2 separate regions of the Homo sapiens genome follow, and region 1 is linked to region 2. A link is a loop called in an ENCODE intact Hi-C map of the cell type or tissue named here. Cell type or tissue: lower leg skin. All regions are shown on one strand. Links, peaks and the distances in the headings refer to the core of each region. The heading gives the core; the rest is flanking DNA.

The links. Peaks named below come from ENCODE experiments on the same cell type or tissue, not always from the same donor. Only the 100,000 strongest peaks of a DNase experiment are listed, where the experiment ranks them.
Region 1: a loop joins it to region 2, with 2.9 times the contacts of the local background. A loop is called at or near these places in 6 of 110 quality-filtered maps.

What each region holds. Positions count from the first base shown.
Region 1 is chr10:131,879,961-131,896,480 of GRCh38, forward strand. It overlaps the pseudogene LOC100134362. Among named protein-coding and RNA genes, the nearest start is that of PPP2R2D, 13 kb to the right of the region's middle. In lower leg skin, for the core only: a CTCF peak has its summit at 10,325; no DNase peak of the experiment used is centred there.
Region 2 is chr10:131,992,868-132,009,387 of GRCh38, forward strand. It overlaps LOC124902525 (a long non-coding RNA gene), which reads left to right and starts at 3,474. Exons shown (of 2, transcript XR_007062339.1): 1 at 3,474-3,504. RefSeq lists enhancers at 3,163-4,149, 14,013-14,537. In lower leg skin, for the core only: no CTCF peak of the experiment used is centred there; DNase peaks (open chromatin) are centred at 10,094 and 10,914.

The DNA.
Region 1 (16,520 bases), core at 8,156-12,155, 110 kb before region 2:
GGAGGTGTGCCTGCGTGTGGAAAACTTTCATCGGAAAAGTCACAAACAATGAGGTGGATGCAGGTAGCTCTAGCCCGGAGGCTGGTCTGCAGGGAGGGCCGGGGTGTGGGTGGGGCCCAGCCAGGACCCTCGGATAGGTCCACGTGGCCAAAGCCCTGGAGGCAGGCAGGGTGGGGCCCAGGGGCTGACCCAGGTGCTGATGGGTGGGGGCTGCCTGGGTCCACTGACCCTCCTTCTGGCCTCAGGCATGGGCATGGGGTGAGGGAGTGGCCTGGGCAGGCCCCAGAGCATCCCAGGCTGAGACACAGATGACCAAAGTGTAGTCCTCCCCCACACAGGCAGAGTCCTGGAAGCCAAGGTCTCCACTCCAGGCCCGCGAGGTCCTCCCCACCGCTAACACCATCGCTGTCCTCTCAGGATCCTGGGGGCTCCGGCACTCTCCGGCCCCACTGGCTGAGCTGATTCCATCCCTGCCTGGGCTCAGGGCATTTCTCACTCTGACCCATCTCTCTGCTTCCCTCTGACCCCCCACCCTCAACGTTGCCTGGAGCCGGGAAACAGCTCCAGGCAACACTGGGCTTTATGTCTCAACAGCCTCATGACCCAAATCCTCCCCTACCAGGTCCCGTCAGAAATCCTGGGAAGAGGTCAGATCAGGCTGACGTGGGTTCTGCCCAAGAGTGGCCCAGCTAGTTTGCAGGGGGCTTCTATCACTCGGGGGGGTACTAGTAACAGGGAGAGGCTGCGCAGGAGAAGAGAAGGCCATCATCTCCCTCCCCTCTGAGGCAGCAGAGAGTGAGGACCAGGAGGCCTCTGGCCAATCAGCTTTCCCTGGAAGCGCAGCCCCACCCCATACTCGCTCCCTGAGGCTGCCCACATCCCCTGGGAGGCCACACTGGGTCCAGGCTCCTCTTCTCCCTCCTTGAGCCCTGCTCTGGTGGAGCAGAGGCCGGCCCTGCCCTGGGCAACTTTGCAGCCACCTTCTAAAGCACTGGGGAGCTTCCTGGTTACAGGGTGGGGGGAAACATCCTGAGACTGAATGACCAGGGACACTTGCCCCATATCAAACATCACCTCCTCCACACCATGCTTTGAGCCCTGGGCTTAGGACTGGAGACCACCATGGTAGGAAGGGGTCTCCACCCTCACACAGCTCCACATCCACCAGAGAACAGAGAAATCAATGCCCCCCCCGACACTGGACATCGTGGTGTAGCAGGACGAGCCGTAGACAAAACCCCTCAGACACCGGGTTAAAGAAGGAAGTGGCTTTATTCAGCCAGGAGCATCGGCAGACTTGCGTCTCAAGAACTGAGCTCCAAAGAAAGAGTTCCTGGCCCTTTTAAGGGCTTATAACTCTAAGGGGTCCACGTGACAGGGTCATGATAGATTGAGCAAGCATGGGGTACGTGACTAGGTGGGGGTAAGCAAGGCGAGCATTTCTCCATGCCATTGTCTGTGATCTATAGATAGCACAAGTGATTTAGGGTGAGGGTTGATCTTTAACCTTCAGGCCTGGCCAGTGGCGCTGATCAGTCTGTTATTTTTCAGTTCTAACTTCCTCCTTTTCTTTGGAGACAGGAGACAGTAAGAGAAATGGCCTCTCCCCTCAATGGGAAGAATCGTTGCTGTAAGATACAGCAGACTTCCTCCACATCCAGCCCAGTCCAAGGCTGGCAGAAGAGAGGCCTGTCCCTGTGGAGTGGGTGCAAGGCTACTCCCCGAGGTGGCTGCACACCAAGTACCACGCATGCCAAGTACCAGGCACACCAAGTACCACGCTTACCAAGTACCATGCTCACCAAGTGCCATGCACACCAAGTACCACACTCACCAAGTACCATGCTCACCAAGTACCACACTCACCAAATACCATGCACACCAAGTACCATGTTCACCAAGTGCCATGCACACCAAGTACCATACTCACCAAGTACCAGGCACACCAAGTATCACACTCACCAAGTACCATGCACACAAAGTATCACTCTCACCAAATACCATGCACACCAAGTATCATATTCACCAAGTACTATGCACACCAAGTACCAGGCTCACCAAGTACCACACTCACCAAGTACCATGCATGCCAAGTACCAGGCTCACCAAGTACTATGCACACCAAGTACCATGCTCACCAAATACCACACTCACCAAGCACCATGCACACCAAGTACCACACGGGCTACATCTGTCTGGTCTGATGACAGGAAAAACGAGGGCTCCCTGCAGACCACTTCTTGGAGCATTCCCTGAGGCTGGAGGGCAGTGAGTTGGCCATGCCCGGCATGGTGAGTGGCCCAAAACCTGTAGCCACGCCACATGGACCCTGCTAGAAATGGCCAAGATGGCCTGAAAAGTCAGTGGGGGGCTGGAGGGCCCAGCCAGGATCCTGCTCCCCATTCCCCCGCCAGCCCCTGGCAGCCCCAAACACTGTGCAGAGTCGCAGGGGTGCCCACCCATATCTCCCTGACCGCCTCCTTCCAGGGCACACTCATCCCAGGGGGCAGGCACCTGTGGGGTTGGCACATTGGCACCAGCCCACGCCTTTGAGTGTTGTGGTGTATGTGAGTGTGTGTGTGTGCACACGTGCAGTGTGTGGTGGGGAGTGTGATGTGTGCCGTGTGTGTGTAGTGTGTGTGTGTGTATAGTTTTCAGTATGTGTGGTGTGTGTATGTGGGAGGGCTGTGATGTGTGGGGTGTGTATGTGCTATGTGATGTGTGGTGTGCATCTGTGTGTGTGGTGCATGTGTAGTGTGTATGGTGGGTTTTGTGTGTGTGGTTTTATGGTGTATGTGTGTTTGTGTTTTCTGTGTGGTTTTGTGGTGTGCATGGCGTGTGAAATGTGGGTGTGTGTGGCATATGTAATGTGTGTGTGGTGTGTGTGGAGTGTGGTGCATGTGATGTGTGCTTGTGTGGTGTGTGTGTGATGTATGGTGGGAATGTGGTATGTGTGTGTTTGTGTTTTGTGTGTGGTTTTGTGTGTGTGTGTGCCGTGTGTGTAGTATGTGGTATGTGTGTGGTGTGTGGTGCATGTGGTGTGTGCTTTGGTGTGTGTGTGGTGTATGCGGTGATGTGTGTGTGGTGAGTGTATGTGGTTGTGTTTTTGTGTGTGAGGTTTTGTGGTGTATGTGTGGTTGTGTTTTGCGTGTGGTCTTTGTGGTGTGTGGTGTGTGATGTGTGTGGTCGTGTGGTGTATGTGGCGTGTGTGTGTGTGTTTGTGGTGTGTGTGTGGTTTTGTGGTGTGTGTGGCGTGTGTGTGTGTGTGTTGTGTGTGTGGTTTTGTGGTGTGTGTTGTGTGGTGTGTGTGTGGTTTTGTGGTGTGTGTGGCGTGTGTGTGTTGTGTGGTGTGTGTGTGTGGTTTTGTGGTGTGTGTGGCGTGTGTGTGTGTTGTGTGGGGGTGTGTGTGTTGTGTGGGGTGTGTGTGTGTGGTTTTGTGGTGTGTGTGGCGTGTGTGTGTGTTGTGTGGGGTGTGTGTGTGGTTTTGTGGTGTGTGTGGCATGTGTGTGTGTTGTGTGGGGTGTGTGTGTGGTTTTGTGGTGTGTGTGGCATGTGTGTGTGTTGTGTGGGGTGTGTGTGTGGTTTTGTGGTGTGTGTGGCGTGTTGTGTGTTGTGTGGGGTGTCTATGTTGTTTTGTGGTGTGTGTAGTGTGACCATGCTCACCCGGCTGTGATGTACCTGCTGGGTTCCCTGTCCCTTCCCTGGTTCACCCATGTCTCTCCTACTGAACGCCCAGCTTCTTCAGAGCCTTCTCCAAGGGGTGAGGAAGTGTGTGGCAAACACTGGGCTCCTGGACCAGGGGCACCCACCCCAGGAGCATTCACCTCAGAAGCGTTGACCCAAGGAGAACTCATCCCAGGAATGCTCACCCCAGAGGCACCTACGCTAGGAGATCTCACCCCAGAAAAACTCACCCCAGGGCACTCACCTTAGGAAACAGTGGTACTGGCAGAAAAGAGGTCAGGCAGTGCCACTGGCTTCCTACGGAGAAGCTCAAAGGGACAGAAGAATTCCTGGTGAGGCCTGCCAGGAAAGGCACTGGCCACTTGCTCTGGGGTCACAGACACCTGCCTTGGGAGGGAGTCACAGACACCTGCTGGGGGGGCACAGACACCTGCTGGGGAGGGACAGACACCTGCTGGGGGGGCACAGACACCTGCTGGAGAGGGACAGACACCTGCCTTGGGAGGGAGGCACAGACACCTGCTGGGGGGGCACAGACACCTGCTGGGGAGGGACAGACACCTGCTGGGGAGGGACAGACACCTGCTGGGGGGGCACAGACACCTGCTGGGGAGGGACAGACACCTGCTGGGGGGACACAGACACCTGCTGGGGAGGGACGGACACCTGCTGGGGGGGGGACACAGACACCTGCTGGAGAGGGACAGACACCTGCTGGGGAGGGACAGACACCTGCTGGGGAGGGACGGACACCTGCTGGGGGGGACACAGACACCTGCTGGGGAGGGACAGACACCTGCTGGAGAGGGACAGACACCTGCTGGGGAGGGACGGACACCTGCTGGGGAGGGACGGACACCTGCTGGGGGGACACGGACACCTGCTGGGGAGGGACAGACACCTGCTGGGGAGGGACGGACACCTGCTGGAGAGGGACGGACACCTCCTGGGGAGGGACGGACACCTGCTGGAGAGGGACGGACACCTGCTGGGGAGGGACGGACACCTGCTGGGGAGGGACGGACACCTGCTGGGGGGACACGGACACCTGCTGGAGAGGGACAGACACCTGCTGGGGAGGGACAGACACCTGCTGGGGAGGGACGGACACCTGCTGGGGGGACACAGATACCTGCTGGGGAGGGACAGACACCTGCTGGAGAGGGACAGACACCTGCTGGGGAGGGACAGACACCTGCTAGGGAGGGACGGACACCTGCTGGGGGGGACACAGACACCTGCTGGAGAGGGACAGACACCTGCTGGGGAGGGACAGACACCTGCTGGGGAGGGACGGACACCTGCTGGGGGGACACAGACACCTGCTGGGGAGGGACAGACACCTGCTGGAGAGGGACAGACACCTGCTGGGGAGGGACGGACACCTGCTGGGGGAACACAGACACCTGCTGGGGAGGGACAGACACCTGCTGGGGAGGGACAGACACCTGCTGGGGAGGGATGGACACCTGCTGGGGAGGGACGGACACCTGCTGGGGAGGGACGGACACCTGCTGGGGGGACACAGACACCTGCTGGGGAGGGACAGACACCTGCTGAGGAGGGACAGACACCTGCTGGGGAGGGACGGACACCTGCTGGGGGGGACACAGACACCTGCTGCGGCCCACGCCAGAGCCAGGGTTTCTGGACTTGGTGTTTCCACGCAGGCGCCTGCGCCACACATCCAGGCAGCCTCCGCGCCCTGCCCCAAGTCCCTGGGTGTCCACATGGTCAGCACGGGCAGGAGCGCGGGCCTCGGCCCGGGTGCGCTTTCCATTCCCGAGGTCGTTTGTAGGAACTGGGGTGATGCCGCCTCCCGCTGGGGCTAAACCTGCCAGACTGGAAGGAAAGTCTGCGCTGAGGGGCTGCTCACACTCGGCCAGCAGGAGGCAGCAGAGGGCAGCCGCGCCCTGGCTGGGAGGCGCCCAGGGCCGGAGGGTTGCGCTCTGCAGGGTGTGTATCTGCAGGCCTGGGCTCAGCTGGCAGGATTGCGGGTCTGCAGTGTTTCTCAGGTTGTTTGTACTTCGACAGTAAGAGCTGGGCCCAGAAAATGATTTCCCAGCTCTGCAAAGATTCACAGTAAGAGCATTTCACAGGTAGGAAGCACGTCACCAGTGTTCAGAGAGCTTTCATTTATTTTCTTTTGGCCTCATAACTCTTTATGGCAGGTAGGTCAGCAGAGCAAGAACTGTGACTTATCAAGGATGAGCAAACAAACCCGGAGAGGCTGGAAATGCACGCGGGGTCCTCGAATTAAAGCTGGGCTGGGAATACCATGACTTAGATTCCCAGTGCCCAGCCCCAGCCTGGCCAGGAGGGTGGTGGCCCTGCCCCAGCTCCACCCAGCTATCTGTCCACCCTGCTTCTGGTGGGCCGCCTGGGGCCAATGCATCTCCAGTTATACTCCCATCCACCGTGATCCCAAGGAGCCAGGGTCTTGGTCTTACACCCCCAGGCTCATGGACACTCACTGAGGCTTATTTTTAGAGCTCAGAGGACTTGAAGTGCTCCCTGAACCAGCATGCGTGGGTCAAGTTGGAAAGGGCACATTCTAGAATTTCTTGTTTTCAGTTGGTTTTATAACGCCTTTTGTTTGAATGTATTGACAGAAGACTCAGTACCGGACCCCTGAGAATGAGTCACCCCTCTTAATGGTGTACTGCCCTGTCAGTGGCACGTCTCAGGAGGTGACCCACTCGGCAGACAGCAAAGTGCTGAGTGCCATGATGGTTTCCCAGGGAGAAGGCGGATCCGAGCCGGTGGCGGGAGAAGGGAAGAGACAAAGGCCCACGCTGCGTCTTCTGGGAGTGGAGGAGCCTTTCTTTCTGGAGCAAGCAGAAAGTCATCTTATCAGTCAACTTGGCACTTCCTCCCATGAGAACGTGAGAAGATTCACATGGTTAAGGGGACTTTGATGTACAGAGATCTTGTTTCACTGCACAGGATTTTTAAGTTACTCAGATAAATGGGGGAAGACTTGACACTTATTGTGCATAATTTGAATTCAAATAGGCTCCCAGTGAAGGGAAATTACCAGACACTTCGAACAGAGTCTATGCCTTCCGTTCTGTGCCTTCTGCTGATATTTAGGCTCAGAACTGCCTTAGAGCTGCCTGATTTGTATAATCTAGAGAACAAAACCATGTTTTGGAATATCATAAAGCTGATATTTTTATTTTTGAAATGAAGTTATCCCCACCTGTGAATTATTTCTAAAACAAAAAAAAAAACAAAAACAAAACCTCTTAGGCTGGGCGTCATGGCTCACGCCTGTAATCCCAGTACTTTGGAAGGCCGAGGTGGGCAGATCTCTTGAGGGCAGGAGTTTAAGCCCAGCCTGGGCAACATGGTGAGACCCATCTCTACTAACAAGACAAAAATTAGCCGGGTGTGGTGGCACACACCTGTAATCCCAGCTATTCGGGAGGCTGAGACACATGAATCGCTTGAGCCTGGGTGGCAGAGGTTGCAGTGAGCCAAGATCATGCCACTGCTCTCCAGCCTGGGCAACAGGGCCAGACTCTGTCTCAAAAATAAATAAATAAATAAAATGGATCATAGACCTGACTGCTTCTTGGCCTTTCAGCTATAATAAGTGTAAAATAGATCATAGACCTGTATGTGAAATGCAAAACAATAAAACTCCCCCAAGATTACATAGAAGAATATTTTAGTGACTTTTGATTTGGAGACGAGTTTTTAGATACAACACCAAAGGCATAAGCCATAAAAGAAAAATATGATAAGTTGGACTTCATTAAAATTAAATATTTCTGCTCCATGAAAGACATTGTTAAGAGAATGAAAAGATAAGCCACATACTGGAAAAGAACTGGCAAAACACATACCTTATAAAAGATTGTATCCAAAATATACAAAGAACTCTTAAAATGTAACCGTAAGAACACAAACAACCCAATTTTGAAATGGGCAACAGATCTGAACCTCACAAATGAAGATATACACATGGCAAATAAACATATGAAAAGATACTCAGCATCATACATAATTAAGTAATTGAAAATCAAAACAACAGGCCGGGTGCTGTGGCTCACACCTGTAATCCCAGCACTTTGGGAAGCCAAGGCGGGTGGATCACTTGAGGCCAGGAGTTCGAGATCAGCCTGGCCAACATGGTGTAACTCCATCTCCACTAAAAATACAAAAATTAGCTGTGCGTGGTGGCCTCCCACCTGTAATCCCAGCTACTTGGGAGGCTGAGGCAGGAGAATCACTTGAACCCCGGAGGTGGAGGTTGCAGTGGGCCAAGATCATGCCACTGCACTCCAACCTGGGAAACAGAGCAATACTCTGTCTCAAAAAAATAAAATAAAATAAAACAACAATGAGATACCACTGCATGCCTATTAGAATGGCTAAACTTTAAATTTGACAATATCAAATGTTAGTAAGGATGAAGAGCAACAGGAACTCTCATTAATTGCTGGTGGGGATGTAAAATAGTGCAGCCAATTTGAAAGACAGTTTGTCAGTTTCTTACAATGCTAAACACACTCTTACCATAGGATCCAGCACCCACACCCCTAGGAATTATTCCAGATGAGTTGGAAACATGTCCATGCAAAAACCTGAAATGAATGTTTATAGCAACTTCACTTACAATTGCCAAAAGTCGAAATTACGAAGGTGTCCTCCAAAAGGTGAATGGATCAAAAAACCGTGGTGCGTCATACAGTGGGATACTATTCAACAATAGAAACAATGAGTCATCAAGCTGTGAAAAGACCTGGAGGAGTCTTCAACGTCTATTACTAATTAAAAGAAGCCAATCTGGAATGGCCACAGGCTATATGAAGCCAACTACATGACATTCCAGGCAAAACTATAAAGACAATACAAAGAGCAATGGTTGCCAGGGGTTGTTGGGGGCAGGGAGGGACGAATGGGTGGAGCACAGGCTATTTTTAGGACAGTAAAATGATTTTTTTTTTTTGAGACAGGGTTTCATTCTGTCATCCAGGCTGGAGCACAGTAATGCAGTCATGGCTCACTGCAGCTTTGACCTCCCAGGCTCAAGCAATCCTCCCACCTCAGCCTCCTGGGTAGCTAAGAGGCTCAAGCAATCCTCCCACCTCAGCCTCCTGGGTAGCTAAGAGGCTCAAGCAATCCTCCCGCCTCAGCCTCCTGGGTAGCTAAGACTACAGGTGCATACCACCATGCCTAGCTAAGTTTTCCTTTCTTATGCTGCCCAGGCTGGTCTCAAACTCCTGGGATCAAGCAATCCTCCTGCCTCAGCCTCCCAAAGTGCTGGGATTACAGGTGTGAACCACCATGCTCAGCCATGAAACGGTTTTATATGATACTATAATGGTGAATACATGACATGATGCATTTGTGAAAACTCATGAAACTATACAACACAAAGAGTGGCCGCTTATGTGCACTATGAACTTTAGTTAATAACAAGATATCAATAATAGCAGTTCATCAATTGTAGTTAATGTCAATAATTACTAGTTACACTAGTACAAAACATGACTAATAGCAGAATTTGTATCTGTGTGTGGAGGAAGGGGGTATATGGAAACTCTCTGTACCATCTGCTCAATTTCTGTAAACCTAAAGCTTCTCTAGAAAATAAAGTCCATTAATTTTAAAAAGCAATTAGGAGCCGGACATGGTGGCGTACACCTGTAGTCCGAGCTATTTGGGAGGCTGAGGGAGGATGATAACTTGAGGCCAGGAGTTCAAAGCTGCAGTAAGCTATGATCATCCCACTGCACTTCAGCCAGGGTGACAGAGCAAGACTCCTTCTCTAAAACAAAATAAAAATAATTATTTGAAAAATTAAAAAACAATTAGGGTATCATCTTGGTTTAAAAAATGTCAACAACCTTTACCCTAGATTTACACTAGTATATTCACAATTCTGAGATCCACGTGCGGGTTCCCTTGCCTGGAGTAACTAAAATCCCAGACATGCTCTAAGATCCTGTCAACTCCGTCTTGGGAAAAGCACCATCTGCTCAGAAGCCATCACTGCCTTCTCCTTTGTTTGAGGCCACATGAGTAAATCTCTGACGGTGGGATGATTGTACCTCAAGGCTCACATACGCATGGAGGTGGGTGAAACGCAGGTCTTTCCCATTCTTTCTGCAGCCGTCCATGGGGTCATTGTGCCCCTGCATCACTCCCGCGCTCACTGCCGGGCCCAGGACACTGGGGGAGGCCTTAGGGAGCAGGTGCTGAAGTGGCCTCCCCACTGAACAAAGCTAGTGTGCTGGTGAGACACACACCCAGGGGGTTTGTCTTTCTCAGTCTGCAAACATCAGGCAACAAGCATGGCACCATTCTACAACTGGGTTCAGGGTTCATATTAGGCCCGAGCTCTGTCAAATCTGTATAAACACACTGGTTTGGGGTCCCCGTCCCTCTTTCTCTCTGTTGGTCTCTCACAGGGGAGGGCTCTGGCTCTCCGTTAGCAGGCGTCCACACTGGCGTCTCTCAGACCCACATCTACCCTCCCAGCCCTCTGCCAACACCCTTCTTCACCCTCAGGTGGGGGCCCCTCATGGTGACCACAAGACCTCTTCAGGGCCTACACACTCACACACATACACAGAGACACACAGAGACAGACACACGTAGCGACAGAGACACAGACAGAGATACAGAGACAGACACACACACAGACACAGACACACAGAGACAGATACACACAGAGACAGACACACACAGAGATAGACACAGACAGAGATATACACAGAGACACACAAACAGAGACAGACACACACAGACACACACACACAGACACAGACACACAGAGATAGATACACACTGAGACAGACACACACAGAGATATACACACAGACACACACACAGACAGAGACAGAGACACACAGAGACACACACAGAGACAGAGACACAGAGACATACACACAGACACACACACAGACAGACACACAGAGACACACACACAGAGACACAGACACACAGAGACACACACACAGACACAGACACACAGACAGACACACACAGAGACACACGCACAGGGATATACACAGAGATGGACACACAGAGACACACAGAGACAGAGACGCAGAGACAGACACACAGAGATACACACACAGAGATATACAGAGACACACACACACAGACACAGAGACATACAGACACACACACAAACAGAGACACACACAGTAGACACACAGAGACACACTCACAGAGATAGACACACACGGAGACAGATACACTCACAGAGGCGCACGCCCCAACAGGGACACATATGGACACAGACACACACAGGCAGGCTGAGTTCAGTCCTCACCCACATAGGGGAGCAGGAGCTTCTCCACGCCCTTCGGGGACACTCTGGGGCAACCTGGTGCCCTGCAGCTGCGTCCCCTTCCTGAGGAGGGCCCGGGGCCTCTGCTGAGGCCACTGCTCCAAGGCTCCTAAAGTGGCTGCTTGGCCCCCAGCCCCCACATTCTCCAACTTCCCTGGGGACGCATATTCATTCTCTGTGGCTGCTCTACCTAGTGACCAAAATTTAGTGGCTTAAAACAGCACAAATGTCCTCGTAAGATTCTGCAGGTCAGAAATCTCAAAGCAGCCTCACAGGGCTGAAATCAGGGCTGGTGCCCTCTGGAGGATCCAGGGGAGTCGCCAGCCCTTGCCTCTCCCACCGTGAGGCCGCCTGCCTCCTCGCGGTGGCCAGCCCGCCAGCCTCTGCTTGAGTCACCTCTCCTCCCTCTCCAGCCCTCCTGCCCACTCTGTGACTCCCCCTGGCCACCGCGTCTCCCAGGATCCTCTCCGTCTCAGGATCCTTCACTCAATCACATCAGCACAGTCCCTGTGCTCCAGAGGCTGCTGTCACAGGTCCTAGGGATTGGGACGTGGACGTCCTTGGGGGGCCGTTCTCCAGCCGACCACAGGTGCCAGTGTACCCAGCCCGGCGGGGGGGGGGCCGCTTGTGGCAGACTGGCTCCTCCTCCGAGGCCCCCCTCTAGCTGTCCTCTCAGACATCTGCTCAGACATCCAACCCAGAGACTCAGGGACAGAGAGCTGGCACACAGGGCAAGGAGCCTTCCACATTTTTCTGTCTTACACCTGTACTTCGGCTCGTTATCTTAAACTGAACAGTGAAGGCTTTGAGAGTGTGTCCCCTGGTTCCGTGCGAAGGGCCACGCCCAGAAGAAAAGGAGCTGCTCCACCCAATGGGAGGAGTCCGGGGAAAGAAAAGGGGACAGGGTTCGGTTCCCCACAATTCTACTCCCCTCCAGCTATCTGGGAAAGGACCTCAGGAATGCATGCCTCTGCCTCTGCCATTGCAAGGTGAGGTCCAAGGGCCATGCCGCCAGGCACTCTGGGCTTAACCTTCTGCATAGAAGACAAGAACACCAAACTCCAGGAAGGTGGGATTCCTTCCTGGTGGCTGGGCTTGGAGGGAAGCTGGGAACCAGAGAGAGGGCCTCGGTAGAAACTGCCGGGAGGCTGCTCCAAGGGCAACTGGGAGAAATCCGAGGGGAGCAGAGCCTACAGCAGCCACGCATGTGGAGAAGAAGACAGGAAATCCTTGAAAGAGAGAGCTATTGGGAGGAAGGGCTAAGGAGTTCACATGACGTGCTCCCCTGGCCAATCTGCAAAGGTCAAGGATGGGGCGTCAGGAGCGGCCCCTCCAGCCACGGCACAGGATCCACTGTGTGTTCCCCGCAGCACCGGCGAAGCAATCAGCCACAGCAGCTGCGTGGAAAATCCTGCCCCACCACCATCCTCTTGTCCCCACGCACGACGATCCCGGGAGGCAGTGACCAGAGGGTTCAGTTTCCAGGTCACTGCATGAGGGTGTCCTTCTTGCCAGGCAGAGCCAGTGCTGAGGCTCCCCTGCAGCCTCCCCACGCCATGGACGGTGGAGTCGGAAGCATAAAAGCCCCAGGACTGCGCCGTGTTTAATAACATCCAGACTCGAGGTCACAAGCCCCAGCCTCAAGGTTAGAACTTACCTTAAACTGGACTTCGATTCTTGGTGATTGTGAAGCCTTAAGCAAATTATCGAATCCCTCTATGCCCCAGTTTCATCATCTGAAAAAGCAGGATGACAATACTCAGCTCGTAGAGCTTTGTAAGCGCTGAATGAGGAGCAGGTGAAGTGCTCAGTGCCATTCTGGACACTTGGGCTGTGTCCAGGGTGCCGCTAAGAGCACAGTCGACCCCTCTTCATACCTGCACCTGCCAGCAGCTCACAAGGTGGCCCCTGCTGAATAAAAGCAGGGGCAATTAGTAGTGGACTGCTCATACACGGCTATGGTGTCAGCATGTCAACGTGAATCAATGACTGAACAAGACACCGAGGCTCAAGGACAGCAGGGGACAGCAAGATGAGTGAGTCTATGAAAGCCCGCGTATTTCTGCATGTACACGTACTTGCTTTCTTTCCCTGCTGTAACACATTACCGCAATCTTAACGGCTTACAACACCTATTTATTCTCTCACAGTTCCTCAGGTCAGAAGGCCGGGCAGTTTTGCCTGACTGGTCTTCTGCTTAGGGTGGTGGGAGCCTGAAATCAAGGTGACAGCAGGCCCACGCCCCTTTCTGGAGGCTCTCGGACTGAATCTCCTCCCAGACTCTTCCAGGCTGTGGTCTGAATGCTGTTCGTTTGGTCAGATTCCCATCTTCATGCCGGCTCTCAGTCAGGGGCTAGTCTTGGCTCCCCGAGGCGGCCCAGGTTCCTGCTCATGCCCTTCACGCACCCCTCCACCACCCGCCGGCCAGGTCCCTCTCGTGCTCTGATGCGCTCTGACTCTCCTTTCTGCTGAATCTCTGACTGCAGCTGGAGAAAGTTCTCGCTTTGAAATGCTCACACGATTAGATTAGGCCCGCAAGGATGATCCAGGATAATCTGCCGAGGTTAAATCCTGGAACTTTAAGGCCATCTGCAAAGTCCCTTTAGCCATGCAACGTAACATAGCCACAAGTTGGCTCTGGGGATTGGGGCATGGACATTTGGAGGGTCATTATTCTGCAGACCACACACATGCACACATCTCTCTTGTTCCTGGAACACCGATGTTCTCTCCACCACATTCAATACAGCGTGTAGAGATTTTTTTTTTGTTTGAAACAAGGAAGGAGTGCAGAGGAAGAAAGGGGACAGGCAAATGCCCCCAGGCCGGAGAAGAAAGGCCCAGGAGACAGGAGCAGGTGACTGTGGGGTTTTCCTTCTCAATTCACAACACAGGGCTAGTCACATCCTTCCGTCCATCCCTCTCTTCCTACCTCCCTTTCTTTTTTCTGTTCCTTCATTTCTTCCCATCTTTCTTCCCTTCCTTCAGCATGTGACAAAAATATGAGGATCGGATCTTTTCTGGCAGGAGGAAAGAAGAATGATGGGATGACATCTAACGCCTTGCCGGGCTCCAGCAGTACGAGGCAGCCATGTGTCAAAAGTCAGAGACACAAACCAGCACGTGCCCCTCTAATCACAGAGTCTCAGTGCAGGTCCTCCTGCCATTGCTCTTCCAGCCAGCCCACAAGCCGGGCAGACAGGGTGCCTCCGCCTCCTATTAGCAAGCTTCTAAATGTGGTTTGTTTTCCATGGAAAGATTGCACATCCTACCAATAGGCTACATCTATGATAACACTGAGATTGTTACTAAGTCTGAAATTGAAAATAATCCACATTTGGTATTTTCAAATAATATTTAGTAGTTGAAATCTAAATAAATCAAAATTATTTTAGGCTAGGTGCGGTGGCTCACGCCTGTAATCCCAGCACTTTGGGAGGCCGAGGTAGATGGATCACTTGAGATCAGGAGTTTGAGACCAGCCTGGCCAACATGGTAAAACCCTGTCTCTAATGAAAATACAAAAATTACCTGGACGTGGTGACACACACCTGTAATCCCAGCTGCTTGGGAGGCTGAGGCAGAAGAATCCCTTGAACCTGAGAGGCAGAGGTTGCAGTGAGCCAAGATCGCGCCACTGCACTCCAGCCTGGGCGACGGAGCGAGACTTCGTCTCAAAAAAAATAAAAATTAAAGGCCGGGCCGGTGGCTCACGCCTGTAATCCCAGCACTTTGGGAGGCTGAGAAGGGTGGATCACGAGGTCAGGAGATAGAGACCATCCTGGCCAACATGGTGAAACCCTATCTCTACTAAAAATACAAAAATCAGCTGAGCGTGGTGGTGCACATCTGTAGTTCCCAGCTACTCTGGAGGCTGAGGCAGGAGAATTGCTTAAAGCAAGGAGTCGGAGGTTGCAGTGAGCTGAGATCACGCCATTGCACTCCAGCCTGGCAACAGAGCGAGACTCTGTAAAATAATAATAATAATTTAAAAAAAGAAAATTAAATAAAACATATTTTAAAATAAAGGTATTTGGGGGAAGTGTGATTTGCAGACTCTTAAGATATAAAGTCCTTCATAGACTTGAAGAAAATTTATGGTAAGTTAGACTTTAAAATAATTCATTTGAGCTCTTTCCTTTTGCTGCTGTGGCCGCAGCCATGAGCACGCTCAGGCTTCAGAAGAGGCTCGCTGCTAGTGTCCTCCGCTGTGGGAAGAAGAAGGTCTGGCTGGACCCCAAGGAGACCAATGAACTCGCTAATGCCAACTCCCGTCAGCAGATCTGGAAGCTGATCAAAGATGGGCTGATCATCCCCAAGCCAGTGACTGTCCATTCCAGCTCGATGCCGGAAAAGCACCTTGGCCCGCCGGAAGGGCAGGCACATAGGCATAGGTAAGCAAAAGGGTACAGCCAATGCCCGAATGCCAGAGGAGGTCACGTGGATGAGGAGAATGAGGATTCCGTGCTGGCTGCTCAGAAGATACCGTGAATCGAAGAAGCCTGATCGCCGTATGTATCACAGCCTGTACCTGAAGGTGAAGGGGAATATGTTCACGAACAAGCGGATTCTCATGGAACACAGCCACAGGCTGAAGGCAGACAAGGCCTGCAAGAAGCTCCTGGCTGACTAGGCTGAGGCTCGCAGGTCTAAGACCAAGGAAGCACGCAAGCGCCGTGAAGAGCGCCTCCAAGTCAAGAAGGAGGAGATCTTCAAGACTTTGTCCAAGGAGGAAGATACCAAAAAATAAAAGCTCCCCCGTTGTCCGTACATACTGGCCTCCGTGATTACATAGATCAGCCATTAAAATAAAACAATCCTTTAAAAAAATCTGTTTTATTGAGGTATCATTCACATACAATAAAATGGGTCCACTTTAAGTGTCTTTTTCAATGAGTCTTGACAACCATTCGTGCTGCATTAACAGCTGCGGCCATCAGGATGCAGAACACTTCCATCAACCCAGGGAGTTCTTTCCCACTCTCTCCAGTCCATCCCCCACCCTCTCCAGTCAATCCCCACACTCGTGCCCCATGCCGTTTTTTTTGAGATGGAGTCTTGCTCTGTCACCAGGCTGGAGTGCAGTGGCGCGATCTCGGCTCACTGCAACCTCCGCCTCCCAGGTTAAAGCAATTCTCCTGCCTCAGCCTCCTGAGTAGCTGGGATTACAGGCGTGCGCCACCACACCTGGCTAATTTTTGTGTTTTTAGTAGAGATGGGGTTTCACCATGTTGGTCAGGCTGGTCTCAAACTCCTGACCTTGTGATCTGCCCACCTCGGCCTCCCAAAGTGCTGGGATTACAGGCGTGAGCCACCACGCCCAGCCCCTGTGCCATTTTTAAAATCACTGTAGAGCAGTCTCACCTGTTCTAGAACTTCAGGATTCTTCAGAGAAACCGTGTATGGAATGAGCTTTATTTTCAGGAACTCACTCACACAATTGTGGAGGCTGACAAGTTCAAAAACAGAGGGTGCACAGGGTGAGCAGGGCAGGCCGGCAGGCTAGCTCAGGCAAGGGCTGATACAG
Region 2 (16,520 bases), core at 8,377-12,376:
AGCGAGACCTGTTTCTTCACACACACACACACACACACACACACACACACACACACGAGGAAGCAATCTAGAATGTCCAAAAGCAGAAGCAGATTCAGGCTTCGTAAGACCTTAAAATTATGCAATTTTAAAACCAGCTTTATTGAGATGTAATTAATGTACAAAACCCGCTCATATTTAAAGTTACAATTTGATGAAATTTACATCTGTAGACACCACAAGACCGTCAGGATAATGAACATGCCCGTTATCTCCAAAAGGTTCCTCATCTGGCTGCTTCCACTCAGTGTAATGACTTTGGGATTCGTCGGTGATGCATGCATTCATCAGTAGTCGGTTCCTCTTTATGGCTGAGCAGCATCCGTTGTATGGATGTGCCACCATTTGTTTACTGTTCACCTGTTGGACATTTGGGATGTTTTCAGTTCTTGCCGCTGGCAAATCGAGCTGCTGGGAACGTTCACATTCATGTGCCAGCGTTTGTATCGACATGTTCTTTCATTTCTTGCAGGTAAATGCCATGGAGTGCAGCGGCTGGGTCGTATGGGGAGGGTGTGCTTAGCTTTTTAAGGAGCTGCCATCGTGTTCTCCAAAGTGCTCGCACATGTTACTTTCCCAGCAGCAGGAGAGTGCCAGTGGCTGAACACCCACGCCAACTGTGGTTTAGCCGGGCTTTTTAATTGTAGCCATTCTAATGGGTGTGTGCTGCCGTCTCGTGATTTTAACTTGCATTTCCCTATCGTGACATCTTTTCATAAACCCACAAACTTTGCTTGCCATTTGTATATCTTCCTTAGTGAAGTGTCAGTTCAAATCTTTCGCCTAGTTTTTAACTGGGTTGTGTTATTTAGTTCTGAGTTCTGTGTTTATTCTGGATACAAGTCCTTCTGTCAGATATGTGTTTGCAAATATTTACACCTAGTCTATGGTTTGCCTTTTCATAAGTGTCTTTGGAAAAACAAAGTTTTCAATTTTTACAAAGTCCAATTTATTGATTTCCTTAATAGTTCATGCTTCTTGTGTCCTAGTATATTAGTTTTCTGTAGCTGCTATAACAAATTACCACAAAGTTATTCTCTCACAGTTCTTGAGGCCAGAAGTTCAACATCAGTTTCACTGGGCAGAAACCAAGGTGCCAGCAGGGCTGCACTCCCTCCAGAGGCTCCAGGGGAAATTTTTTTTTGAGACAGGGCTTCACTCTGTCATCCAGGCTGGAGTGCAGTGGCACAGTCACAGCTGGCTCACTGCAGCCTTGACCTCCCGGGCTCAAGCAATCCTCCCACCTCAGCCTCCCAAGTAGCTGGAAATACAAGTGCATGTCACCCCATCCAGCTAAATTTTGTATTTTTTTTAGACCTGGGATTTCCCCATGTTGCCCAGGCTACTCTTGAACTCCTGGGCGCAAGTGATCTGCCGATCTAGGCCTTCTGGAGTGCTGGGATTATAGGCGTGAGCCACCCCTGGTGCCAGCATAGAAGGGGTAGTGCTTGTGCTTCATGCTCCACCTCGATGGCCATGGTTTACCTGCAGGACTGGCTGACTCTGCTGTCCTGGCCATGTGGCTGCTCTTTGTTCCTGCCCAGTTCTCAAATCTGGGCCCTCCCAGCCACCTGTGAGCCCTCCAACACTGTCAGCAAAGGTGTTTTCCAATTCCATCAGCCAGAGCTGGTCTCTATTACTTGCAACTCAGAAGCTTTCCTGATAAAGCATGTTTACCAGAAGTCCATCGTGAGCACCGTGCTTGGCTGTGAAATATGAGTGGCATTTCCATTTCAGTGGGCAGCAGGCCAGTGGCTGTCATCAGCACCCCTGCTACTCAGCTGTGTTCTGAGGGGCTTAGGCCATGCCCTAAGGCAGGATGGAGAAATGAAGTTTTTCAAATACCAAACAGACACACTGTCTCTATTGCCCACTATCATCCCCACCGTATGTAAGCTCCATGAGGGTATGGATCCTTGTCTTTTAGGGTCACTGCTGTACATTGAGCACCTAGAACCATGCCTGGTATATAGCAGGTATTCTGTTAACATTTGCTGAATATAAATTCACAAAGAATAGTAAAATTGTTCACCTAAAAAATCCAAGAAAATCAACTGAAAAACTATTTGACAAATAAGAATGCAATAAAGTATGTGTTGAGAGGTGAGCATGTATAAATCAGTAGCTTTCTTATATGCTGGTGATGACCATTTTAGAGATGAACACCACCTCATTTGTAAGAGCAACAACAACAAAATCTAAGAATAAATTTAAGAAGAAATGTTCAAGGAAAGGCTTGTGCCTGTCATCCCAGTTACTCAGGAGGCTGAAGTGGGAGGATCTCTTAAGCCCAGGAGTTTGAAACCAGCCTGGACAATATAAAGAGACCTCATCTCTTAAAAAAGTAAAAAATAAAAGTTTTTTTAATTTTAAAAAAAGATTTGGGAGGCTGAGGTGGGAAGATCCCTTGAGGCCAGGAGTTCGAGACCAGCCTAGGCAACGTGGCAAAAACTCATCTATACAAAAAATTAGGTGGGCATAGTGGCAGGTGCCTGTGGTCCCAGCTACCTGGAGGCCGAGGTCAGAGGATCACCTGAGCCTGGGAGGTCGAGGCTGCAGTGAGCCAAGATCGTACCACTGCACTCCAGCCTGGGCAACAGAGTGAGAGAGTGAGACCCCTGTCTCAAAAAAAGAAAAATGTTCAAGACTCAAGACACGTACAAAGAAAATCATAAAACTTTATGTTAAAATATAACAGACACTATTCAGGGCCCCCAGATCCTACCCAGGACTGCACCCAAGCTGACCGGGTCTTCTCTAAAAACAGAAAAAGAAGCCATTACTAAGGATTATAAGACATAGCGTGTTCTTAAAGGACAAAACTGATCATAACGGTGATCATAAAGACAGCTCAGCTTCTCCTTTGCCTTATCTGGGCCCCACAATGTTCTGAGCACTTGCCATTGAATGACCCGTTTAACACTGTCCAGGACTCATGCAGGCAGGAATTATACTGTTCTTTTTTTACAGAGTGGCGCATCCGTTTTATTGAGGTAAAATGGATTTTTGTACATTCACTCCATGACTGAACTGAAAAGATATCCACCACCCACATAATAGGCAAAGGATTAGTAACGGAATATGCAAATGGATCTAAAAATCACAGTAAATGTACAAACAACACAATCTTTTTTTTTGTTTGTTTTTGAGACAGGGTCTGGTTCTGTCGCCCAGGCTGGAATGCAGTGGTGTGATCTCAGCTCACTGCAACCTCGTTCTCCTGGGCTCAAGCAGCCATCCCACCTCAGCTACCTGAGTAGTTGGGACTACAGGTGCACCCCTCTGTGCCCAGCTAATTTTTTTTTCTTTCTTTCTTTCTTTTTTTTTTTTTGTAGAGACAGGGTCCCACCATTTTGCCCAGGCTGGTCTCAAACTCCTGAGCCAAGTGATCCACCTGCCTCAGCCTCCCAAAGCACTGGGATGACAGGCGTGAGCCACCATACCCGGCCCCAGCAGTACAATCTGGTAAGTCGAAAAAGAACTGGCACCTCATGAAAACAGAGAAATGGCCAATGAACTGAAAAGACGCGCAGCCTTAGCAGCCGCAGGGACGTCATGCTGAAGCAATGAAGCCCTTCCTCCTCTCCGGCTGTGCTCACTGCTGGGAACTGGCAGCTCAGGGGTCTCGGTCCTGCCTGCTTCCCCTCCACGGCCCCTCGCTGCCTGTAGCTCCTCACGCCTTAGTCCAGCTCCATCTGCTCATTCCCTGGAGTGCACCCTCAGCTGCCTTGTCCCTCTCACCCAGTTGGCCAAGCCCAGCTGGGCACCGGGCCTGCACCCAAGCTGCCAGGAGTGGAAAGAGAGGAGACACAGCCATGTGGATTGGTTTCATTTTAAATTCATGGCCACCAGCTCAAGTGGACACTTGTTGACTGCTACATTTCCCCAGCCTGGTACCACCCAAACATGTCCTCGTGTCCTGGCACACAGAGAGGGCAGAGCTGGGATCACACTGCCTGCCCCTCTAAATGAAAGGTTGCTGAGCAGAGCGGGAAGCTGCACCTTTGCAGGCAGGTCAAGGACCTGGCTTCTGGGACCCAGGGGGACCCCATGTGAAGGGGAGTGGGGCTGGGCTTGTCTAGAATCTGCCTGAAGTGGGGACCTGGAAGAGTGAAACTGAAGGAGGCTGGAAGTATTCACCCGAAGGCAGAGAGACTCCAGACCCCGAAAAAGTGGCCCAAGAGGGACAGTCAGCTTTGGTCACCTGGGAGCCCAAGCAGTGTGTAGGCAGCAAAGACCCCCGGCCCTTGCCGCTGGCCTTTGGGCTGTCCCCAGAGGGTCAGGAGCTACAACTGGAGAGGAAGTGGGCAGAGCCCAGGCTGGAGCAGGAGGCATTTCAACTCAGAGTAAAGTTGGGAGTTTTGATGGTTACACCGGCCAGGACACAAAAATTACTTCAGTGAGACCAAATCGAAAATGGGCATGAAAACGGGGCCAGATTTTCACCCGGTGGTGGGTGTGGGGTGGGGAAGAACACTGGGGGAAGGAACAATACAAGTGATTTGTTTCTCTTCTATTAATAACTCGCAAAGCTGCAAAAGTGGGTGGGGGCTTATTCAAATGAATGTAATTCTTCTGTTACCTTCAAACATCAGTGACACTATATGCACAGGGGACCATCAGGGGGCGGGCGCTGGAGGGGTAATTCTTCCACCTCTGTGGCACCCAGCTGTGCGCCTGCAGACTGATCTGTCTCCCTCCCTCTTGCAGGAAAACACTTTTCTATGAATTCACAATGATATTTGTACTATGCTGGGGCTATTGTTAGGAGTTGGTATGATGAAATATTCCGCATTGTAAACAGTGTGCACACAAACATGTCTCGAGTGTGTACTTGTACTTTGCTGGTGAGTGGAAAGCAGAGGGTGATCTTTGAAAAGAGGCTGGACTGCTTGCTGGAAAACCTTCAAAACAGGAAGCAGCCACTAGATTCAAGTCACATTCCTGCCGGAGGCTAGACGTGATCCCCCAGGCCGGAATCCCAGCAGTGCTGGGCGGGCGTGTTTATTTGTCCTTGGGTACATGAAGCAATAGCTCCGTTGCTCCTCCGTGAGAGATTGCAGAATGTTCTGGCTGGAATAACCAGTCAAGGTAGTGTCAGAAGACAGAGTTACAGCAGATCTAGTTTAGAGGCCTTCATTGGCTTGCGTTTGCTCTTCTAGAATGGGCAACACCTCGTTCGATAAAATAGAGAAAAGGGCCGAGGAAAGCAGAAACCAGAACAGAAAGCTGATTGGTCTTTTCACAGTTAAAGGTTTAAGCAGAGGGCTTCCCTACTGTGCTAGCTGAAACTGGCCTGTTTGGGGATTTGGCTACGATCTCCTTCTCTCCTGATTTCTTAGAAGCTCAAACAATTTTCTCTTGGTGGTGTGGAAACTCAGCGCAAACAACCCTGTTTGGGTTTGGTCTGTTGGGCTTAGTGCGGGAGCCCTGCCCAAAGCCAGTGCCTCCTGTCAATTTCACTGCACACTGACATGGGACCAACATGCCTAACACTCGTCTGTCCCGTGGACCCTGTCTCTTTCATTTTTTTATTTTTAGTTTTTAGAGACAGGGTCTTGCTCTGTCTCCTAGGCTGGAGCGCAGTGGTGCAATCACAGGTCACTGCAGCCCTGACCTCCTGGGCTCAAGGGATCCCCTCTTCTCAGCTTCCCAAGGAGCTGGGACTGCAGGCATGTGCCACCAGGCCTGGCTAATTTTTTATTTTTTGTAGAAACAAGTTCTCACTATATTGCCCAGGCTGATCTCAAACTCCTGGCCTCAAGTGATCCTCCCACCTAGGCCTCCCGAAATGTTGGTATTACAGGCATGAGCCGCTACACCCGGCTCTGTCTCTTTCAAAGCACAAGTCCACAGTTTTGCTGACACGTGGTGGCGATGGGGAAAGGTCAGCAGGGAGTAGAGAAGAGAACACAGGCTTTTGCCACTGTGTGAGGTGGCAGTGGGAGAGTCTGCAGATAGCAGGGGAGCAGAAAGCAGGGGACAGCTAGGGCTGGTATCTGGGCTCTGCTACTAAGAAGCTGTGTCACTTGGAGAAGCGACTCACCTCTGTGAAGGTCCCCATCTTTAAAATGAGGGTGACCACAACAGCACTGCCCTCTGAGGCTGCCATGATTCCGTGAGTTCACGAGGGCACTGCATTTGGTGCCTGGCAAATTACAGTGCTTGGTGGGTGGTGCCTGTGCCTGACACTCCTGCCCTGTGTTGTTACCTCCTAATAGCCAGCGAGGGGAGGTGTGCTTTCCTTATCTCGCACAGGAGGGGACTGAGGCTCAGATAGTCCATGGCCACATGAACTGGGACTCGGAAACAGGCCCTCATGGCTGTAAGTGCTGGCCTCATTTCGCGTTGCGTCACCAAAAACAGACAGGATCAGTGATCAGCTAGAGGGGCCAAGCAGGGGCAGGAGGGTGGGAAGAGTGGTCCCTCCAAGGGGACCCAGAAAATGCCAGTGTGACAGCCCTCGGGGCCCCTGGCTGGGCAAGTGGAAGACAGAGCACTGGCTGGAGCCGAGAGCTGGCAGGACTGAGCCTTGGCCTCCGCAAGAGCCCCAGCAAAAGCCAGCCCGGCACAACAGCTTTGCCCCTCGGTGGAAGCCCCCAGGCTGCGTCTGGAGTGGCAGAGCTCGCATTCCAAGCTCAGAGACACTGTCTCCAAGAGCCCTGCGCTTCTAGCCGAGCCCTTTCCCTGGGTCAAAGGAGAATGGTGGAGCTCTTTTGGGGTACACTGAGGGGGCCCAGGCCAGGCTTTGTAGGGAAGGCCCTGATGACCAGTAACTCATGAGGACTAAGCTCTGATTTTTTTATCTTGCCCAAATTCCTATCTTAGGGGTCTGGGGAGTCATGCCCTACAAACCGTAAGTTCTCATGGGATGGGTTTTATTTAACCCTATATATTGTGACTTACTTTCCAAGCTGACTCTGGTATAACATTACGAGACAAAGAAGAAAATCAAAATATTTTATCCCAAAACATGTTTCTCTGCCATATCTTGAAATGGCCCTGCAAAGTTGTCCTTTGTGGGGGAAAATCTACATCTGTAAAGAATGGAGTATCTAGTAACATAGCTACATTTTTTTCTTCCAGGCCCTCCCAATCCTGAAGAGATTTAAAAATCTAGCACCTTTTAAAGACCTGAATAGGGCCGGGCGCGGTGGCTCATGCCTGTAATCCCAGCACTTTGGGAGGCAGAGGTGGGCAGATCATGAGGTCAGGAGTTCAAGACCAGCCTGTCCAATATAGTGAAACCCTGTCTCTACTAAAAAATACAAAAATTAGCTGTGCATGGTGGTGCGCGCCTGTAGTCCCAGCTACTCGGGCGGCTGAGGCAGGAGAATAGGAGAATGGCTTGAACCTGCGAGGCAGAGGTTGCTGTGAGCTGAGATCACGCCACTGCACTCCAGCCTGGGTGACGGAGTGACACTCCATCTCAAAAAAAAAAAAAATCTGCAAAGGAAACATTTGTCATCTATCGTCTCTAAGGGCAGCCACTATGAGATTCAAAAGAACCTTGGTCTCCACAATCTTTTATCTTAACCTGAACATTCCCTTTCTATCCATCCCAGGACTTTAGACAAACTCAACCAATTATCAACCAGAAAATGTTTACATTTACCTATAGCCTGGAAGCTCGCCCCCCCACCCATCCCCCCACCCCCCCCCACCCCACCCCAGCTATCTTGCCTTTCTGGACCAAACCAATGTATTTCTTAAATGTATTTGATTGATATCTTATGCTTCCCTAAAATGTATAAAACCAAGCTGCAAGTTACAAAGCTACACATGAAGACTTAGCCTGAGACCAGTCTAATTGGTTGCAGGAGGGGAGCAATCAGAGACACTTTCATTTTTCATCTGCAAAGCAGAAAAGTGAGGCTTGCAAAAGGAGTAGCCTCTGATCCAGAAAACCAAGCTGCACCCCGGCCACCTTGGGCACATGCTGCTGCTTCTTTTTTTTTTTTTTTTTTTTTTTTTTTTGAGACAGAATTTTGCTCTGTTGCCCAGGCTGGAGTGCAGTGGCATGATCTCGGCTCACTGCAACCTCCGCCTTCCGGGTTCAAGCGATTCTCCTGCCTCAGCCTCCTGAGTAGCTGGAATTATAGGCGTCCGCCACCATGCCCAGCTAATTTTTTGTATTTTTAGTAGAGATAGGGTTTCATCATATTTGATCAGGCTGATCTCGAACTTCTGACCTCAGGTGATCCACCCTCCTCAGCCTCCCAAAGTGCAGGGATTACAGGCATGAGCCACCGTGCCTGGCTGGACACATGCTTTCAAGACCTCCTGAGGGCTGTGTCACTGGCCATGGTCGCTCATATTTGGGTCACAATAAATCTCTTCAAATATTTCAGAGTCCGACTCTCTTCGTCGACACTCAGCTGAAGAACAGCCAAACTTGCCGGCAGAATGAGGCTGGCTCAGGTGACTAAAGAGGGGGCCGTGCTGTTTGCCAAGACACAGCTACAGGAAGAGGAGCCCGCGGGAGGTAGGAAGGCAGGGAAGGAGGCTTTGAGTGGGGCTCACGTGCCTGGGGTGACTATGGAATAAACATCCAGGTGCAGGCAGGACTCAGGCTTAGGATCACCAGGAGAGAGCAGCGTTGAGGCAGGGAGAATAGGGTCTGGAGGCAGGGAACCTAAGGCCGATTCTCTCTGACTACCTAGAACTGAATCAAAAGGAAAACCCTCATCTCTCCACACCCAAGTAACAAACGGACCAGAGGCTACTCCCTTTGCAAGCCTCACTTTTCTGCTTTGCAGATGAAAAATGAAAGTGTCTCTGATTGCTCCCCTCCTTCAACCAATTAGACTGGTCTCCGGCTAAGTCTTCATGTGTAGCTTTGTAACTTCACTTCAGCCTGTGATTGGCCACCTTCCTCAGCCAATCAGACTGGTTGCAGGCCGCTACTTCATTTACATAGCGTGTAAACCAAGTAACCAATGGGAAACCTCTAGAGGGTATGTAAACCTCAGAAAATTCTGTAACCCGTGATCTTGAGCCTCTTGCTTTGGCCTGTTCCTACTCTGTGGAGTGGGCTTTTGTTTTGATACATCTGCTTTTCTTTGGTTGCTTTGTGTGTTTTGTCCAATTCTTTGTTCAAAACACCAAGAACCTGGACACCCTCCACCAGTAACAGCATTATCTGGCACAGCTGCTGGGAAAAGTCACCCCTGCAATTTGCTCAGAGGGTAAGAGACACTGGCTGTGTACTCTTCCGCAAGGCAGCTCTGGACACCAGCTCTCCCATGTCTGCTCCCAACATCCAGGAATTAGCAAATACCCCACCTACCACCAAGGCTGCACCTTATCTGGCTGTCCTGCCTCCAGCCACGCAGGCGCACACCTGCCATCCTCCCTGCCCACACAGAGGTGGGAGGCCAGGATGCCCAGCTGGGCACATTCTCTCTTCTCCTATCACCATTTTTGCTCATTGACATTGAGGACTAAGCTCTAATTTTTTTATCTTGCCCGAATGCCTATCTAAGGGGTCTGGGGAACCATAAATTCTCATCAGATGGGTTTTATTTAACCCTATATATTGTGACTTACTTTCCAACCTGACTCTGGCATAATTTTATGAAACAAGGGAGAAAATCAAAATATTTTACCCCAAAACATATTTCTTTGCCATGTCTTGAAATGGCCCTGCAAAGCTGTCCTCCGTGGGGGAAAAGTTGCATCTCTAGTAACATAGCTAGATCTTTTTCTTCCAGGCCCTCCCAATCCTAAAAGGATTAAGAGTCTAGCACCTTTTAAGCATCTGAATAGGAAACATTTGTCATCTATTGTCTCTAAGGGCAGTCACTAGAAGACTTCAGAAGAATCTTGGTCTCCACAATCTTTTATCTTAACCTGAATATTCCCTTTCTAGCCGTCCCAGGTCTTTAGACAAACTCAACCAATTGTCAACCAAAAAATGTTTAAACTCACCTGTGGCCTGGAAGCCCCCGTTTGAGTCATCCCACCTTTCTGGACCAAACCAATGTATTTGATTGGTGTCTCATGCCCCTGTAGAAGGTATAAAACCAGGCTGCGCCCGAGCACCTTGGACACATGTTCTCAGGACCTCCTGAGGCTGTGTCACAGGCCATGGTCACTCATGTTTGGCTCAGAATAAATCTCTTCAAATATTTTACAGAGTTCGACTCTTTTCATCGACAACATTAATGCCTCAAAAGAAAGAAAAAGGCCAGGCATGCTGGCTCACTCCTGTACTCCCAACACTGGAGGATCACTTGAGGCCAGGAGTTCAAGAACAGCCTGGGCAACAAAGTGAGATCCCATCTCTACAAAAAAAATTAGCTGTTCAGGAAGCTGAGGCAGGAGGATCACTTGAGCCTGGGAGGCCACGGCTACAGGAGCTATGATCTCGCCACTGCACTCCAGAATGGGCAACAGAGCAAGACCCTGTCTCTAAAAAAATAAAGGAGCTCGTGGAAGGTACACTATCTTGCATAGAAGAGATGCTGAGTTCTTCATCCCCTAGTGAGCGCCTTTTCCCCACAGCCCCGCCCTCTGTTCCCTTCCCTGAACCAGAGTTGCGAATTCTCACCTGATCCTCTCACAGCTGCCAGGTGTTATCTCTCAGGAAATAGCCCCCTGTCATGTGTAACAACTTGATCTGCCTCTGAGGCCCCTCTGCACTCAGCTGGTGGGAGGAAAGGTCCTCCCTGGGGGTGTGCCCAGGGCTGTGGTCTTCCTTGGGGAGGGAATGGACTATCGGTCTTCAGAGCTTGCTGGCAGACGTCCATCGGGTGGCCCTGTGGTCCCCTGGACTCTGCTGCCCCAAGCTTGGCTGGGAATGGAGCTGCCCCGTGCGGGTGGCCCCAGGCACCCTCAGCTGGCTGCTCCAGCATCTGCCATCCCTGGCTGCCATCTGGGAGGGGCTACTGCACACCCCCCAATCCTCGGGGCATGCTCTTTGCCCTGAGACCCTCTTTGCCTTTCCCTGAGCCTCGGCTTTCGGGAGAAGCATCTGGAAAATGTGCAGGCTGGTGGGTCCTCTGCTCCCTCTCTCTGCATCACTCCTGGCAGAGCACAGAGCCCAGTCCTGCCGGAACGGGATAAAGGAAAGAGAGAAGTGTACAGAGAGTGTGTGCAGTATTTCCAAGGCCACCCCATGGGCCTTATTCTTCCCGTCTGTTAAATGCAGATAGTGCTAAAACCCACTTCACTGAGTTTGCCGAGGATTACAGAAAGCAACGCACGTGACAGTGGAGCGGGAGACCAGGGTCTGGGGGCAGGGACTTCAGGCCAATGCGTGCTGAATCAAGGAAGAACACCAGGGTCTGGGGGCAGGGAATCTGAGGCCAATTTGTGCTGACTTCTCAACGCTGGATCAAAAGGAAAAACATCTCCCCACCCCGTAACAGAGGATCAAAGGCCATTCTCCCTACAGCCCTCCCACTTCCACCAAGAGGGCGAGGGCCTTGGAGTGGCCACAGGGCATCCCCTCATCTGCATAAGGCGCCAATTCACCTTAGCCTTTTTTTTTTTTTTTTTAGACAAACTCATGCTCTATCACCCAGGCTGGAGTGCAGTGGCGCGATCTCGGCTCACTGCAGCTTCCACCTTCTGAGTTCAAGAGATTCTCCTACCTCAGCCTCCCGAGTAGCTGGGCTTACAGGCATGCATCGCCGTGCCCGGCTAATTTTTGTATTTTTAGTAGAGATGAGGTTTCACCATGTTGACCAGGTTGGTCTCGAACTCCTGACCTCAGGTAACCCCTCTGCCTCTGCCTCCCAAAGTGCTGGGATGACAGGTGTGAGCCACTGTGCCTGGCCAAGAATGTCATACGTTTATGGTGTGCTATGATCCCTCTTAGGGGTAAAAACAATTAATATATTTGCTCTAAATTCCCTCCAAGCTACTCCAGGAGTATGATTTGCTATTCTTTCGGGGTGAAGCCACCTTTGCTAAATTATGACTGAGACAGTGAAAGAGATCTAACGTAACCAACTCCATCTTCCTCCTAACCTCCAAGCTGTCCTTGTTCATTCCTGGGCGTAGGCTGAACTAACTTTGGGAAGAACTTAGTTTATAGTTTAAACAAAGATGGTAACAGCCCTTTCCCAAAGCTGACCTCCTTCTTGCCTGGGGACTAGATGGCCTTTGTAGGGCTAACATTAGCCACAAGATGAGAAATGATGGTTTAGGAGTCACGCAGCAGGAGGCTACAAGATTCTGACCCTCCCTAAACTGCTCCTAAGATCAGCCCTTGAGATATTGTCCAGAACCTGTACTTGATGGATCAGCTGGTACCACCCAGATCCATAAACTGGCTCATCTGCTCTTATGGCCCCCACCCAGGAAGTGACTCAGCACAAGAAGACAGCTCCAACTCTCTGTGACTTCATCTCTGACCAATCACACTCCTGGCACACTGGCTTCCCCCCACCCACCAAGTTGTCCTTAAAAACTCTGCTCCCTGAATGCTCGGGGAGACCAATTTGAGTGATAATGAAACGCTGGTCTCCTGCACAGCTGGCTCTGTGTGAATTACCCTTTCTCTGTTGCAATTCCCCTGTCTTGGTAAATCGGCTCTGTCTAGGCAGCAGGCCAGGTGAACCCTTGGGCCGTTACACTGGGGTGCTGTAGGCCCCGTTTAGTCCGTTTAGTCCACCTGAGCCCCAAGGCACTGAGAGGAGGACAGAGGCTGAGGATGGCAGTGGGGGCCACAGTTCCCACTTCTGAGCCTCCTTCCCTGGGAGGGGGCTCCTCATGTTGGGGGGTTCAAACCAGAGCATCTCCATCTTGAGTGAGGGCTGGGAAAGGAGGCTGGGGCTTGCTGGGCTGTAGTGCCGGAAAGTTAGGTATTCCCAGCCTCTAGATGTTTCTGGTTAAGGGAAAAGATTGACAACATTTACTAAACAGATCCAGACTTAAGAGTGTCCTGATATCCCAATATCTTGAGAACAGAAGCAGTCCTAATTTTGCTTTAAAGATAATATCGATTCTTGCAAAATATAGTAATTAAGAACAGTAACTCTTCATCACAAACCCTCGTAGCAGAGCACATCTCCCCATGATCTTTTTTTATCGTGTGTATAAACAAGTATTGTACTGTGGGTGGACACATTCCTCCTCTTACTTTTGGGAACACCCTACTCTGTCTATGGAGTATCTGTTCCTTCACCACTTTTGTCAACAAAGAGTCAAACTCTGTAATATATTTGAAGAGATTTATTCTGACCCAAACGTGAGTGACCATGGCCCATGACACAGCCCTCAGGAGGTCCTGAGAACCTGCACCCCAGGTTGTCGGGGTACAGCCTGGTTTTATATCTTCTATGGAGCGGGGGGTGGGGTGGGGTGGGGGGGGCATGAGACATTAATCAAATACATTTAAGAAATACATTGGTTTGGTCCAGAAAGGCGGGACCACTCTAAGTGGGGGTGGGGGTGGGTGTGGGGGTGGGAGGGGGTGGGGGTGGGGGTGGGAGAGGGCACTTCCAGGCTATAGGTAAATTTAAACATTTTCTGGTTGACAATTGGTTGAGTTTCTCTAAAGACCTGGGAACCATAGAAAGGAAATATTCAGGTTAAGATAAAAGATTGTGGAGACCAAGGTTCTTTTGAAGTCTCATAGTGGCTGCCCTTAGAGACAATAGATGACAATTTTTTCCTATTCAGATGTTCAAAAGGTGTTAGACTCTTAGTTAACCTCTTTAGGATTGGGAGGGCCTGGAAAGAAAAGATCTGGCTGTGTCTCTAGAGATTCTTCACAGTTGCACATTTTCCCCCACGAAGGACAGCTTTGTAGGGCCATCTCAAGATATGGCAGAGAAACATGTTTTGGGGTTAAATATTTTGATTTTCTTCCTTGTCTCATAAAATTATGCCAGGGTCAGGTTGGAAAGTAAGTCACAATATATAGGATTAAATAAAACCCATCTGATGAGAATTTATGGTTTGTAGGGCATGACTCCCCAGACCCCTGAGACAGGAATTTGGGCAAGATGAGAAAATCAGAGCTTAGTCCTCACTTTCTTAACAAACTTGCTTTTGCTTTGCACTGTGGACTTGGCCTGAATTCATTCTTGCATGAGATCCAAGAACCTTTTCTTGGAGTCTGGATTGGGACTGCTTTCCTGTAACACCTGCTGTAACTGCCCAGTGGATTTCACCTTGCCCACTGCCTAGACAGCTGATTTGTCAAGACAGGGGAATTGCAATACAGAAAGAGTAATTTACCCAGAGCCAGCTATGTGGGAGACAGGAGTTTTATTGTTACTCAAATGAGTCTCTCCGAAAACTCAGGGATCAGAGTGTTTAAGGACAATGTGGTGGGTAGGGGGCCAGTGAGTCGGGAGTGCTGATTGGTTGGCTCAGGGATGAAATTATAGGGAGTCAAAGCTGTCCCCACCTCTTGTTCTTCTTGAGACAGGGTCTCACTCTATCACCCAGGCTGGAGTGCGGTGGCACAATCTTGGCTCATTGCAACCTCCGCCTCCCAGGTTCAAGGGATTTTCCGGCCCCAGCCACCTGAGTAGCTGGAATTACAGGCACACGCCACCACGCCCGGCTAATTTTTATATTTTTAGTAGAGATGGGATTTCACCACGTTGGCCAGGCTGGTCTTGAACTGGCCTCAAGTGATCTGCCTGCCCCGGCCTCCCAAAGTGTTGGGATTACAGGAGTGAGCCACCTTATCTGGCTGAAGCTGTCCTCTTGAGACAGGAAAATAGGGTCTGCAGGCAGGAAGCATGAGGCTGATTCACACTTTGACTATAACAGGAAATATCCTCTCCATAGGGCTATACACCGACTTTGTAACTTTACTTCATCCTCTTCATTTACATAGGACATACCCCAAGTAGAGGGTATTTAAACACAAAAACTCTGTAACGGGGCCCTTGAGCCCCTATGCTCGGGCCGGCTCCTACCCTGTGGAGTGCACTTTCATTTTCAATAGATCCCTTCATCTCTTCCTTGCTTTGTTTGTGCGTGTTGTCCAATTCTTTGTTCAAGACACCAAGAACCTGGACGCGCTCCACCGTTAACATATTTTGGCAAGCCAGCCAGGAGAAAGAGGTGAGCCCAAAGTTTGTTTCTCCTTTTCCTTTCTGCTTCATCCAGGGCAATCTCTTTCTCTCTCTTTTCCTTTCCAAACTGGGACCCATGTGTAGGTAGCGCCTAAACATGGAAGCAACTGTAGGTTTCCGGCGGTGGCCAGTGAAACTAAGGGGCTTCCATGTGGAGAAACCTGACTGCCACCACCAATTTGCTTAAGGGACCAGGGTCTTTTTCATTTTTTTTCCTCTCTTTTTCAGTCTTTCAGTGGCTGTTGCCTAGTAGCTCCTTGGAATTGAGGGCAATTGGCTGGGGTCACACCCCGGTATTGCCTGAGGGCCTAGGAACGAATGGGAATAGTTGCCCCAAAGGGGAAAGGCCTTTATATATATATATATATATATATATATATATATTTTCGACACGTGGCCCTGATCCCTAAGTGTGACGCAGCTCGGAGCAAACTCGCACGCGTTTCAGGCAACTTAAACCTTTTCTTGGCTGGGCAGGGTGGTTCATGCCTGTAATCCCCGCACTCTGGGAGGCTGAGGTGGGCGGATCACGAGGTCGGGAGTTCGAGACCAGCCTGCCCAACATAGTGAAACCCCCGTTTCTACTAAAAATACAAAAATTAGCTGGGTGTAGTGGTGGGTGCCTGTAATCCCAGCTACTCAGGAGGCTAAGGCGGGAAAATCGCTTGAACCTGGGAGGCAGAGGTTGTGGGGAGATCTCGCCACTGCACTCCAGCCTGGGCAACAGAGCAAGACTCTGTCTCAAAAAAAAAAAAAAAAAAAACCTTTCTTATGCTAAATTCGTCCCTTCCCCTATTCTACTGGCAAAGGGCAAAGGAAACCCACCCAGCCTCCAGTTCCTGTCTTTAAAGTTCATGGAACAGGAAGCAGGGAAAAGCATGGCCTTATGAAATTATAAGGATGCTAAAAGTCAGGGATTACACTCAGGTACCAAAGGAAAGCTCATAGTGGGCGCTGGAGGGAACACATGCAGAGCGGCACCGGTGCCCACCTAAGGCCAGAGACGTTTGGAGCTCTAAGATTGGACCCCACAGAAGGACACTTCAGGGGATCCTCCGGACCTCAAGCTCTTCAAAGAGGACATTCTCAGCAGAGGTTCTGAGGTCTAGTAATAAGCCCTCCTTAGAATTTTCTCTCACGGTTGCAATGCTGCTTGGCCCCCAAATTTTTTAGAATCTGAAGTTTACTGTCTAATGGGAAAGTGGGATGGCGTCGCATGGATCCAGGGTTTTGTGCTGCTGTTCTAAGCAGGGGGCCTGGTTAACGTGACACCCTCCTTTGGTACTGTTTGGCTCCAGTGCTCCTTGGAGTCTCGGGAGGTTTAGCCTTTGTTGAGACTGCTTTACCCGAAATTTTGGTTCCCAGCCTTCCTTGGATTACCTACTGGGGCAAAGTCAAACCGGCGAGCTTGTACTGCAATCTCACAGCTAAGGTTCC